Regions from separate parts of the Homo sapiens genome. Here region 2 is linked to region 1. Evidence: chromatin contacts called from ENCODE Hi-C or POLR2A ChIA-PET data. All regions are on one chromosome and are shown on one strand. The core of a region is the stretch at or near the end of the contact, and the rest is flanking DNA. Distances in the headings are between cores, read along the strand shown. Region 1 overlaps PRKCA (protein kinase C alpha). Region 2 has its middle 27 kb from the start of PRKCA.

The links. Hi-C counts contacts between places; a loop is a spot of excess contacts on that map. ChIA-PET counts read pairs that join two places held with the same protein, here RNA polymerase II (POLR2A). Pooled maps may share reads with other maps.
Region 2: a loop to region 1 is called in a map of PC-3, with 12 times the contacts of the local background. The contact joins two enhancer-like sites. A Hi-C loop is called at or near these places in 11 of 168 maps with a recorded cell type or tissue (K562, PC-3, PC-9 and 6 more) and 3 of 50 pooled maps. POLR2A ChIA-PET finds 5 or more read pairs at or near these places in 5 of 52 experiments (AG04450, BJ, MCF 10A and 2 more).

The regions. Positions count from the first base shown.
Region 1 is chr17:66,564,466-66,570,223 of GRCh38, reverse strand. The region is part of intron 3 of PRKCA (protein kinase C alpha); the gene reads right to left. Among named protein-coding and RNA genes, the nearest start is that of PRKCA-AS1, 150 kb to the right of the region's middle. Within about 2 kb of position 2,488, at least 5 of the 41 ENCODE cell types and tissues checked have a DNase peak (open chromatin) inside an H3K27ac peak, as active enhancers do; they include PC-3, PC-9 and endothelial cell of umbilical vein, where a contact is called at or near this core.
Region 2 is chr17:66,272,511-66,278,268 of GRCh38, reverse strand. No RefSeq gene overlaps it. Among named protein-coding and RNA genes, the nearest start is that of PRKCA, 27 kb to the left of the region's middle. RefSeq lists a silencer at 1,444-1,738. Within about 2 kb of position 2,513, at least 4 of the 41 ENCODE cell types and tissues checked have a DNase peak (open chromatin) inside an H3K27ac peak, as active enhancers do; they include PC-3, PC-9 and endothelial cell of umbilical vein, where a contact is called at or near this core.

The DNA.
Region 1 (5,758 bases), core at 1,239-3,738:
TCCCCAGCAAGATGTGGTTACCTTGACCCCTAGGCACTAGAGATGAGTGTTGCCTCTTTTTGAGTTTTATATACAGAAAACAATTCTGTGCCTGGGTTCTTTCTCTCAGTGTTATGTCTGCAAGACATCACACTTTTGTTGCACATAACAGGTTTTTCATTCAGGGCTGCACAGTACCCCATGATAGGATTATACAAAAAAATCCATTCTACATGTGAGGAACATCTGAGTTGTTTCCAGGTTAAGGCAATTATGAATAATACTTCTGTGAACATTTTGGGCATGACTTTTGGGGTACACATGCATGTTTCTTTTGGGGATCCACCTACGAGAAGAATTGCTGTCTGACAGGAGTGTGTATTCAGCTTTAGTCAATACTGACAGTTTTCTAAAGTGGTTATAGCAATTTGCATACCAGGAGCATGTCCTCACCAACACTTAGTACTGTGGTCTTTTTCATTTTATTCTTTCTTACGACTGCTGGTGACATCCCATTGCAGTTTTAATTTGCATTCCCCTGATGACCCAGGTTGAACACTTTATGTTTATTGTCCATTTTTATATCCTCTTTCATGAAGTTTACAAATCTCCTCCCCATTTTTCTACTGGATTGTCTTTCTTACTGATCTGTAGGAGGAGGTTTTCTTTTTTTTTGAGATGGAGTTTCACTCTTCTTGCTCAGGCTGGAGTGCAGTGGCATGGTCTCAGCTCACTGCAACCTCCACCTCCTGGGTTCAAGCGATTCTCCTGTCTCAGCCTCCCAGGTAGCTGGGATTACAGGTGCCTGCCACCATGCCTGGCTAATTTTTGTATTTTTAGTAGAGACAGAGTTTCACCATGTTGGCCAGGCTGTCTTGAACGCCTGACCTCAGGCGATCCCCGCCTGCCTCGGCCTCCAAAGTGCTGGGATTACAGGTGTGAGCCACCGCACCTGACCTTTTTTTTAAATTCAGGACACAAGCCCTTTAACAGGTATAAGTGTAGCAAATATCTTCCCCCAATACCAGTCTACCTTTCATTCTTTGATGTTTCAATTAACAAAAATGCCTGATTAATCTTTTCCTTTAGGGTTAGTTCTATTTAGATCCTGTTTACAAAATTATTTTGTACCTCAACTTCATAAACATGTTCTCTGTCATTTTCTAGAACATTTATTGTTTTACAATTAGGTCTACTATCTATCTGTAATTGGTTTTTGTGTAGGGTGTTACTTGTGGTTGAGGTTTTTAAAATATAGATATCCTATTGACCAGCCTCATTCATTAAAAAAACCACTGCTTGGCAACTGAAGGCTTAGCTTTAAGACTAAAAAGATGACCCAGAAAAAAGTTTCCAAAGACCCTACGTTTCCAGTCTTTGATTTACCTACATATCCCTGCCTAACTCTTTTAGGAACATGGAAGTGTAAGTCCAAAGATGAAAGGCTTTGTTCTCAATTTCATCACTTCATTGAGTCCCACAAAATTATCCTTTTTCCTGACTGGTAAGCTGTAGAACATGGAACATGAGGAAATGATTTTTAAATCATCTCAAAATTAAATGATTATAATGTCATTTTATGCCACAATGAACTGTTTATGTACTTCTCAAACCCCATTTTTAAAATTTCATTTTAAAAACATCCCTACTTCATTAGCTCCACACCAGCTATACGAATGAGCTGTCCATGGCAACAGCAGTAAGTGCACTGAAGACAGATTTCTGCAGCGCCAGCCTTCCTGGCCTCCAGTACCCTGCTGAGCAACAAGCAGAGGACCCAGCACCCGCACTCAAGCTTCCTAAACCACGAATTACTCCTCACCAGCACCCAAAAGCAGCTCCCAGAACAAGCTGGTGGAAAATGTAGTGGGGAAAACACTAACCTCTACCACAAATAAAGACTCTGCACATCTATTTTTTGGGGGTTTTTTGAGACAGAGTCTTATTCTGTCGTCTAGGCTGGAGTGCAGTGGTGCCATCTCAGCTCACTGCAACCTCTGCCTTTGGGGTTCAAGTGATTCTCATGCTTCAGCCTCCCTAGCAGCTGGGATTACAGGTGTGTGCCACCATGCCCAGCTAATTTTATAATTTTACTAGAGATGGGGTTTCATCGTGTTGGCCAGGCCAGTCTCGAACTACTGACCTCAAGTGATCTGCCTGCCTCAGCCTCCCAAAGTTCTGGGATTACAGGCATGAGTCACCACGCCAGACCTCTGCTGGTCTATTATTTAATGCAGTCCAATGTATTAACATTTTCCTTTACACTTAGTGCTTTTTATAATCCGTTTAAGAATTTTTCCAGGAAACACATAGAAATATTGTACATTATCTCTCTTCCCCATCCACTGGCTCACGAAGATCTTGGTTGTATCACAGTCATGGCATGAATCAGATTTTTGGACTTCTTCCCATCTGATTTTCACTTATAGGAATTTTTCAAATCGTTCTTAAATAAACCTAATAAGGATGTTTTCCCAAACGCAGGTTACCTTGGCATCAAATTTCTCAAGTGTCTGGCTCCGAGGTGGATCTGGAATTTTCAGCCTCTTTGTGATGTTAGCAGGGCTTTTTATTTCCATGAAATCTTGAGGTAACAGAGGGTAGGGAGGAGAGAGCAAACACTGACATCCCAGACTGGGAAAGGGGAGAGATGGTGGAAACTGAGACCAAAACACTAAAAACTGCTGGGTCCATTTTTCTTCCCACTGGGAATTCAGGCAACAGCATCAAGGGCTGGTACAAGGCATAGCCTCGGAGACAGACCTGCCTGTGGCCTGGCAGGATCTCCTGCTTAAGGGCCTTATTGCCCTGCTTCATTAACAGCCACGGCTTAGCAACAATCTGCCAGCAGGGGTCAGTCTCGGTCGCCACACAGAAGCCAGGAGGCTCTCTCCAGCTACAAAGCCACGCTCTGGAATGTTCCAGAAGTTGTTCGGTGCCACTGCACAACACTCAGCTTCTCTTCCTATCTTGTCACCTCGGCACCTGTTTCCTAGTTTTTCAAGATTGCATTTCATACTTAGAGAAATTAATTACCTTATATTCCTGTGGCAGAATTTCATACTGAGCTAAATAATTATACCAAGTTCCCCATATCATGTATAAAACCTCCCTTTCCCTTGATTTTCCTTACGGTAGCAGAAAGGTCGACCTTTTCCATATTTTAAAATTAAGGAAAGGACGCATTCTTACTTGCAGTGGAAAATGTACAAATATTACATAATGTGACAATTGTATTTTCTAATATTCCCATTGAGGGTTTAGTTATCTATGGGATAAATTTCTTTTTTCTCTCTAAATTACAAAACATCCTTTCATTAAGCATCTTGCCCCAAACAGCTCCTCTCAAAGTCCCTGGGAGGCTGGCAAGGGGCTCATGGCCTATACTGCCTAACCCCAAGCTCTCCTTGGACTTACTCGGAGGCTGTGTCCCAAACACCAAACAGTAGGGGCACCTGCACTGAGACCAGGAAAGCAAATCTGATGTCAAAAAGGTGTAGAATGAAGAATCTATTTCTACTTTAAATTTGAGGGTGGCTCTTTTTCAAGACACACTGCTGAATTAACAAACAGTTCTGGTCTAATAAATGATTATATTTCATGCTAGAAGGATATAACTATACTTAGTAGGTTACCTTTTCCTAAAAAATAAAATAAAATTCCCCCATGGATCTAAGTCCCATCAAATACAACATTCAGGAGGGCATAAGTTCTCATTTCCCAAAGTGGGGAAAGCTGTTGCAAAAAAAAAAAAAAAAAAAAAACCAAAAAACAACAACAGTTCTTCACAATGCCTGTCTTCCAACAAGTCTGTCTTACTGGTATTTTAAAGTGTGCTCATCTAAAAGTATATTCTCTGCTTCTTTCTCCCTAAAACATAAAAAATATTTCTAAAGCTAATGGCATCCATCTTCTTTCCACTTCTGGACTGATAAAACCTCAAAAGAAAAAAAGTAAGGGAACTTTGAGATGGGCAACAGAGCCCATCTGCCCGTTCCCTGGGATGGGGCTGGGTCACTCTGAAAGAAGGAATCCAGGTATCATCAGCAGATCTGAAAGGGGCCATAGAGGAAATGTGTTCAAGAGTGCATCTTAGCCCAAGGGTGCTGAGAGAGGGTCCAGGAAGACAAGGTATCCAAGGACTCTGGATACCCCACCTATCCGTCCTACCCCTTGCAGCTACAATGATCTATCTAAAATTTAAATCCCCAACATCTTCAGGGCTCACAAACAGCTGGCAGGTGTGACCCCAGCTCCTGCATTTTAGTCCTTAATTCTAATAGGCCAGGTAACCTCATTGCAGGCAAGACACTTGAGGACTAGGGCTGTGGTAGTCAACTTTGATTTCCCGGGGTAGTCAACGGACTCAAAAACAGCATTAAAATGAATATACATAGTGGGTAGATCAATGGGCTACAGGCAAGGCCTTTTTGGAAAATAGTAAACAGGTTCCAAGTGTTTCTATGTCCTGCCATGCCACCCACCAAGACAGGAGGGCACACAGGGACTTGGAACAGAAAAAGATAACACCTGTGCATTTCATTAGTACATATCTCTCAGCATCAGCCTTCTCCAGACTTCAACATGCATAGATGTTGGAAGAAACACCGCGACTGAGAAGAAAAAGGGGCCTCCTATGCCAGAAAGAGGCCATGCATCCTGAAGCCGCTACTGATTTGTAGCCCTGGCTTTCTGCTAGAGCAACTTCATTTTATAAAGAAAGTCCCACGTTATAATTGTGGAGCTACGATTCATATTTTGCTTTCAGGCTTTTAGCCAGAGCTGGGATTAAAATTCAGAAAGAGGCTAGGTGGGTGCCTTAGAACACAGACACCCTGCTGGGGATTGCTGGATGAGAAAGCAAAAGGTCAAGAAATGTAAATGGAGAAGGTACAATGCAAATTGAACTTTAGAGCAGCTTTCCCCTGCTCAGCATGCTCTCAGGGGCTGTAAGAGCTGGGCTGGAGACAAGAATCCCAAAACTGCAGTGCTCCAGGAAGGGATGCGGGCTGAGTGGGAATCACTTCCTGAGTACTCATTCTGACCCCATGTTGCACAAGCAGCACTCTATGAGAGGAATTACTTAGTCCCATTTTACGGTTAGGAAACCAAGGCTTAACGGGTAAGGAACTGCCAAAAGTTACATCCATAATAAGTGTTGGGACCAGAATGAGAACCGGGACATATCCTAAAGCCTCCTTTGTCTTTCCTGGGCCACTGGTGTGTGTTTCTTGTTGTGGTGGTGGTGGTGGTGATTGTTGTTTTGACACGGAGTCTTACTCTATCACCCAGGCTGGAGTGCAGTGGCGTGATCTTGGCTCAGTGCAACCTCTGCCAACCGGGTTCAAGCGATTCTCCTGCCTCAGCCTCCTGAGTAGCTGGGACTACAGGTGCCTGCCACTGCGTCCGGCTAATTTTTGTATTTTTAGTAGAGATGGGGTTTCACCATCTTGGCCAGGCTGGTCTTGAACTCCCGACCTCGTGATCCACCCACCTCAGCCTCCCAAAATGCTGGGATTACAGGCATGAGCCACTGCACCCGGCTGGCACTGGTCTTTTAAAAACAGTAGTGCTACTGTGGAGAAAAAGTGCCAAAATAATTTGATAATATCCAAATCTAATGTACTAAAACCCACAAAGTCATGGGTTTTGTTTCTTTCAATCACTGAATTATCTGAAGTGCTTCAACAGTGCTTGGCACATAGCAGGTACCTGAGAAACATCAGCTGAATAACATCCTTAAAGAGGCACCATGGACAAAAGCCACGCATTCCTCTTT
Region 2 (5,758 bases), core at 1,264-3,763, 290 kb after region 1:
AAAAAAAAAGAGATAGATTCATTCTTTGATGTTATACATTATTATTATTATCTGTTTTAATATTAGTCACTGTTGTACAGAAACCAGCCAGTTATTGATCAGGCGACTACATGATGGGAATAGAATATTTGGGAATAAGATAATTAAAATAACTATGGGCAGTCCTATTATTGTAGGGGTAATGAAAGAGGCAAATGGATTTTCATTCATTTTAATTCTCAAGGGGTTTTGTTCTTCTATGATTAGAACTTTTCTTAGCATTAGGTTTGCACCGCAGTTCTGATAAATTTCCATCTTTTTCCAGGAATCTTCATGAATATTCCACCCCTTAATTCAATAAACCCATAAATGTAGGGACTCCAAACCCCATTGCACTTGCACTTCCCTTTCTTAAGTGTGTAATTCTGCCTTTGCAATAAATCTCTGTACTTTCACTGAAAGAAAAAAAAAAAAGGTCTCACTCTGTCACCCAGGCTGGAGCGCAGTGGTGCTATCACTGCTTACTGCATTTCAACCTCCAGGGCTCAAGCCATCTTCTCACCTCAGCCTCCCAAGTAGCTGAGACTACAGGCACAGGCCACCATGCCCGGCTAATCTTTTTATTTATTTATTAATTTTTTAGAGACGGGGTCTTGCTATGTTGCTCAGGCTGATCTTGAACTCCTGGCCTCAAGCAATCCTACCACCTCAGCCTTCCAAAGTGCTGGGATTACAGGCATAAGCCACCACACCTGGCCATGATAAAACTCCTTTTTGTCATGGAGAAAATCCTCAGTGCTCCACGCTCAGCTGCTGCATGTTCCAGAGCTTCACTTCTCCCTCCCGCAGTTCAGCCTTTGGCCATTTCATTCCTCATTAGCACCTTCCCTGGGAAGAAGAACAGAGAGAAGCTGGAACTCAGGTCAGTCAATTTTGCTATTAGTAACTGTTGCCAAGATTGAGTTGGGGAGAGGAAAAGAAGCAGTCAAAATAAAGGTTAGGAATTATGTGTATATTTTTATAATACAGCTGTCTATTTCTCTGTCTCTCATTTCTCTCTTTTTTTTTCTTTTTTTTTTTTGAGATGGAGTCTTTCTCTGTTGCCCAGGCTGGAGTGCAGTGGCACTGTGTCAGCTCACTGCAAGCTCCACCTCCCGGGTTCACACTATTCTCCTGCCTCAACCTCCTGAGTAGCTGGGACTACAAGCGCCCGCCACCACACCTGGCTAATTTTTTGTATTTTTAGTAGAGACGGGGTTTCACCATGTTAGCCAGGATGGTCTCGATCTCCTGGCCTTGTGATCCGCCCGTCTCGGCCTCCCAAAATTCTGGGATTACAGGCATGAGCCACTGCGCCCAGCCCTCATTTCTCTTTACTGAAACATCTCTGTAGAAAAGTCTGGGTCCCATGTCTCCACTTCCTCACCCCCACTCATTGCTTAACCCCACTCCCAATCCAGTGTTCTGCTAGGTTTGTCTTTTCCAAGGCCATGAGTAATCTCTTGGTTGCCAAATCATAGGGCCTTTTCTTATCTGTGTGATATTGGAATGGCTAACCTTAACACTCACTGTTCAGATTGCCAGCTATGCCCTTATCTTCTGAGAATACTTGTTGTCTACCCAACTCCATTTTCCCCTTCTGCTTTGCAATGCTTTTCTAGGGATATGTGCCCATCTAAGATACTACACTCCTAAACTCCTTTGCAGCTGTGACCAGTGAGATATGAGCAGGATTATGCACAGAGAGAGGCAGCCTAGAAAGCCATCAGCCACTTCTTCTGGCGGCTTGGACAGGATCCTGACTGTAGCCTCCTTTTTCCAGCCAGCCAGGGCTTTGGAGGCCTGAGATCATTACATCCTAATGAAATTTCCTTTTCCCGAATACAGCTGTGGTCTAAGCAGCCTCCTGTAGAATAAGTGTTCTGGGAGGCTGCAGCTATACCTTTGGGGGTCCCTGAGAAAGGGAACGGGAAATTCATTTGGGAGAAGAGGGTTTCTGTGTGAAGCATTGAGAATGATCCTTGGTTGTTCTTTCTGGTGCAAAGAGTGACATATCGAGAGACAACAGAGCTGTAGGGGATAGGGACAGGAGCCCCACCTAAGCACCAGCACGAGCCAGGCTGGAAGGGGGACCTCTTAGCTTGAGCAGCTGGAAATGCCCAGGTTCCTGCTTGTGCTTAGAGAATTGGAGGAGATTGGAGTGAGAAGTGCTCTGCAGAAGCCTCTGGAAGTCAATCTGACACCTCAGCGGAGGATGAGAAGCAGGCCCCATCAGGAGGACGGGTGGGACTGGGGTGGGGTGGGGCTGCATGGGAATGATTGTGCGGCGAGTAGACGAGCCAAGTAGGAAAAGATCAGCAAGTTGTATAAAGGCCACTGGGGAATACTCCTAGTTAGAGTGGGGGACCTTGGGCACAGTGAGTCACTGTGGCATCACACAATCCTTGCTGGTTTTGTTTTCTCAGTGACACATCTTCCTGATACACTGTGGTCACTCTACTGGCTAGTCTGCAAGTGGTGCCAGCTCACTGAGTCATCTACTGGAAAGACTGTCTTAGGCACGTAATACCTTGCAAAGATAATCTGCACTGCTGTGGGGTGGTCCATAGGGCTCAGATGAATTCCTGAGACTTTGGGTAAATCCTATTCTCTTCTGAGCCTCAGTTTTCTTAGCTATGAAATGAGAGTGGGATTCCACTTATGTGAACAAAGGCTATTGGCTTTGTTGTAAGGACTAACGAGGTGATATATTTATTTCTTATTTTTATTATTTTTATTTTATTTACTATTATTATTATTATTTTTTGGAGATGGAGTCTTGCTCCGCCGCCCAGACTGGAGTGCAGTGGCACAATCTCAGCTCACTGCAACCTCCACTTCCTGGGTTGACACAATTCTCCTGCCTCAGCCTCCCAAGTAGCTGGGATTACGGGCACATGCCAACATGCCTGGCTAATTTTTTTTTTTTTTTTTTGTATTTTAGTAGAGACAGGGTTTCACCACGTTGCCCGGGCTGGTCTCGAACTCCTGAGCTCAGGCAATCCGCCCACCTCAGCCTCCCAAAGTTCTAGGATTACAGGTGTGAGCCACCATGCCTGGCCTGTTTTTATTTATTTTATTTTTGAGACAGAGTCTCACTCTGTCACCCAGGCTGGAGTGCAGTGGTACGATCTTGGCTCACTGCAACTTCTGCCTCCCAGGCTCGAGCAAGCCTCCCACCTCAGCCTCCCCAGTAGCTGGGATTACAGGCATGCACCACCATGTCAGGCTAATTTTTGTATTTTTGGTAGAGATGGGGTCTCACTATGCTGGAGTTGGAGAACTCCTAGGCTTAAGCAATCCTGCCTTGGCCTCCCAAAGTGTTGGGATTACAGGCGTGAGCCACCATGCCAGGTGAGGTCTAGAATTTGAGGCCAGCCTGGGCAACATAGTGAGACCCTGCCTCTACAAAACACTTTAAAAATAATTAGCTGGGCATGGTTGCCTATGCCTGTAATACTAACTACTCAGGAGGCTGAGGTAGGAGGATTGTCAGAGCCCAGGAAGTCCAGGCTGCAGCCGGATGATGGAGCAAGACTCTGTCTCTAAAAAATTTTTGTAAATAGGCCAGGCGCAGTTGCTCACGCCTGTAATCCCAGCACTTTGGGAGGCCGAGACGGGCAGATCACGAGGTCAGGAGATCAAGACCATCCTGGCTAATGCAGTGAAACCCCGTCTCTACTAAAAATACAAAAAATTAGCCAGGCGCGGTGACGGGCACCTGTAGTCCCAGCTGCTTGGGAGGCTGAGGCAGGAGAATGGCGTGAACCCGGGAGGCAGAGCTTGCAATGAGCCGAGATCGCGTCACTGCACTCCAGCCTGGGTGACAGAGCAAGACTCCGTCTCAAAAAAAAAAAAAAAAATTGTAAATAATAATGATTTAAAAAAACATTCAGGCTCTTTCTGATACTTATGCATGGTCTAATGAATTCCCTTTCTTCTTGTTTGTGCAATGGCTGTCTCTAACACAAGGTTTAGACTTTTGAATACTTTTTTTTTTTTTGCACAGATACCGTTTCTTTTTCTTGTTTAGACACAGGATCTTGCTCTGTCACTGTCACCTAGGCTGGAGTGTGTAGCTATCACAGCTCACTGCATCCTCCAACTTCTGGGCACAAGGGATCCTGCCACCTCAGCCTCTTGAGTAGCTGGGACTACAGTTATGTACCACCCAGGCCCAGCTACACTTTTTAAAGAGATGGGGGTCTTGGTACATTGTCCAGCTGGTCTAGAACTCCTGGACTCAAGCAGTCCTTCTGCCTTGGCCTCTCAAGGTGCTGGGGTTGCAGGCATGAGCCACTGTGCCCAGCTTTTTGTTGTTGTTGTTTTGTTTTCGTTTTGTTTTGAGAGACAGGCTCTATCTCTGTCTCCCAGGCTAGAGTGCAGTGGCATAATCATAGCTCACTATAGCCTTGAATTACTGGGCTCAAGCAACCCTCCTGTCTTAACCTCCAGTGTAGCTAGGAATTTAGGTGTGTGGCACAACACCTGGCTGATTTTTAATTTTTTTATATAAATGGAGTCTCACTATGTTGGCCAGGCTGGTCTCAAACTCCTGGCCTCAAGCAATCCCCCTGCCTTGGCCTCCCAAGGTGCTGGGATTACAACCTTGATCCACCATGCCTGACCAGCACAGATAATTATTAATGATTGTTTCATACTCCAGATGTCAGCTTGCTTTGCAAAAATGTAGCAGTATCTATTATGTTCTTTGTAAAGATACGAGTAATAAAAGCTCACACTGCAAAATTTTCACAAATGTAATTTCATTTATTCTTCACCAAAGCCTTATTTTGTGGATCAGAACATTGAGGTTCACTGCCATCATGACTGATTTTCTAATTGTTATGATATCCTTCTGGAAAGGTGGGGTTTTTTTTTGCTGTTATCGTACATCTCAAGGGCCTTTAATGGGATGAGTGACTCACTGTAAAGTTTGTAAGTTGGGTGACTTTATCACTGACATCCCTCAGGAACAGCCACAAGAAGTAAATGGGGGTGGATTTTTAGTGTTTGCCACTGACACATTCTTAGTTTTAGCCAAAAAAAAAAAAAAAAGAAAAAGAAAAAAAGAAAAAGCTAAAGCAACTCATTACACAAGAATGCCGCCCCGTCTTGGACTCTCCTCTTCAACAAGGATGATTCCTGCCCTGTAAAATTACATTGTAAGAAACGTGTCAAAGATGAAAAAATTTGGAAGCATGTTCAATCAATAAGATTGCTGGAAAGCAAATGGAAATTACATTCTATCCAGGGAAAAGGAGAGCCAGCCACCTGCCAGAAATGGAAAGTTCACAGGACTGAAAAATAGCATCTGGCTTCCTTTGCAGTAGAATGTGGAGCCAAAAAGATACTTTCACTTAAAGGCAGTTAGGAAATTACCAGTTTGCTGTGAAGAGCACTGACCAGAGGGTGGGGAGAGGTGACAGAGGACAGCCACTGGAATCGGAGGAACCTGGCTGCTGATCTGGGCTCCTTCACTTCTGGGATAACCCCAGGCAAATTATCAACCTCTCCGGGCTGTTGTGGGAATTAAACAGAATAATGCATACAGGGCCCCTGTTAGCATCATATGCATCTAACATGCTAGTCCTCTTCCTCCACCCGTTGGGATCACCTTGTGACTTTCACCTTTTTTTGGTTGCTGTTGTTATTTGGTTTTTCTTAGTTTACATCAGACACCTTGTGCAGTGGGCGCCATCTCCCTTTATGGAAGGTGAAGAGGCCTCATGCTTCTTGC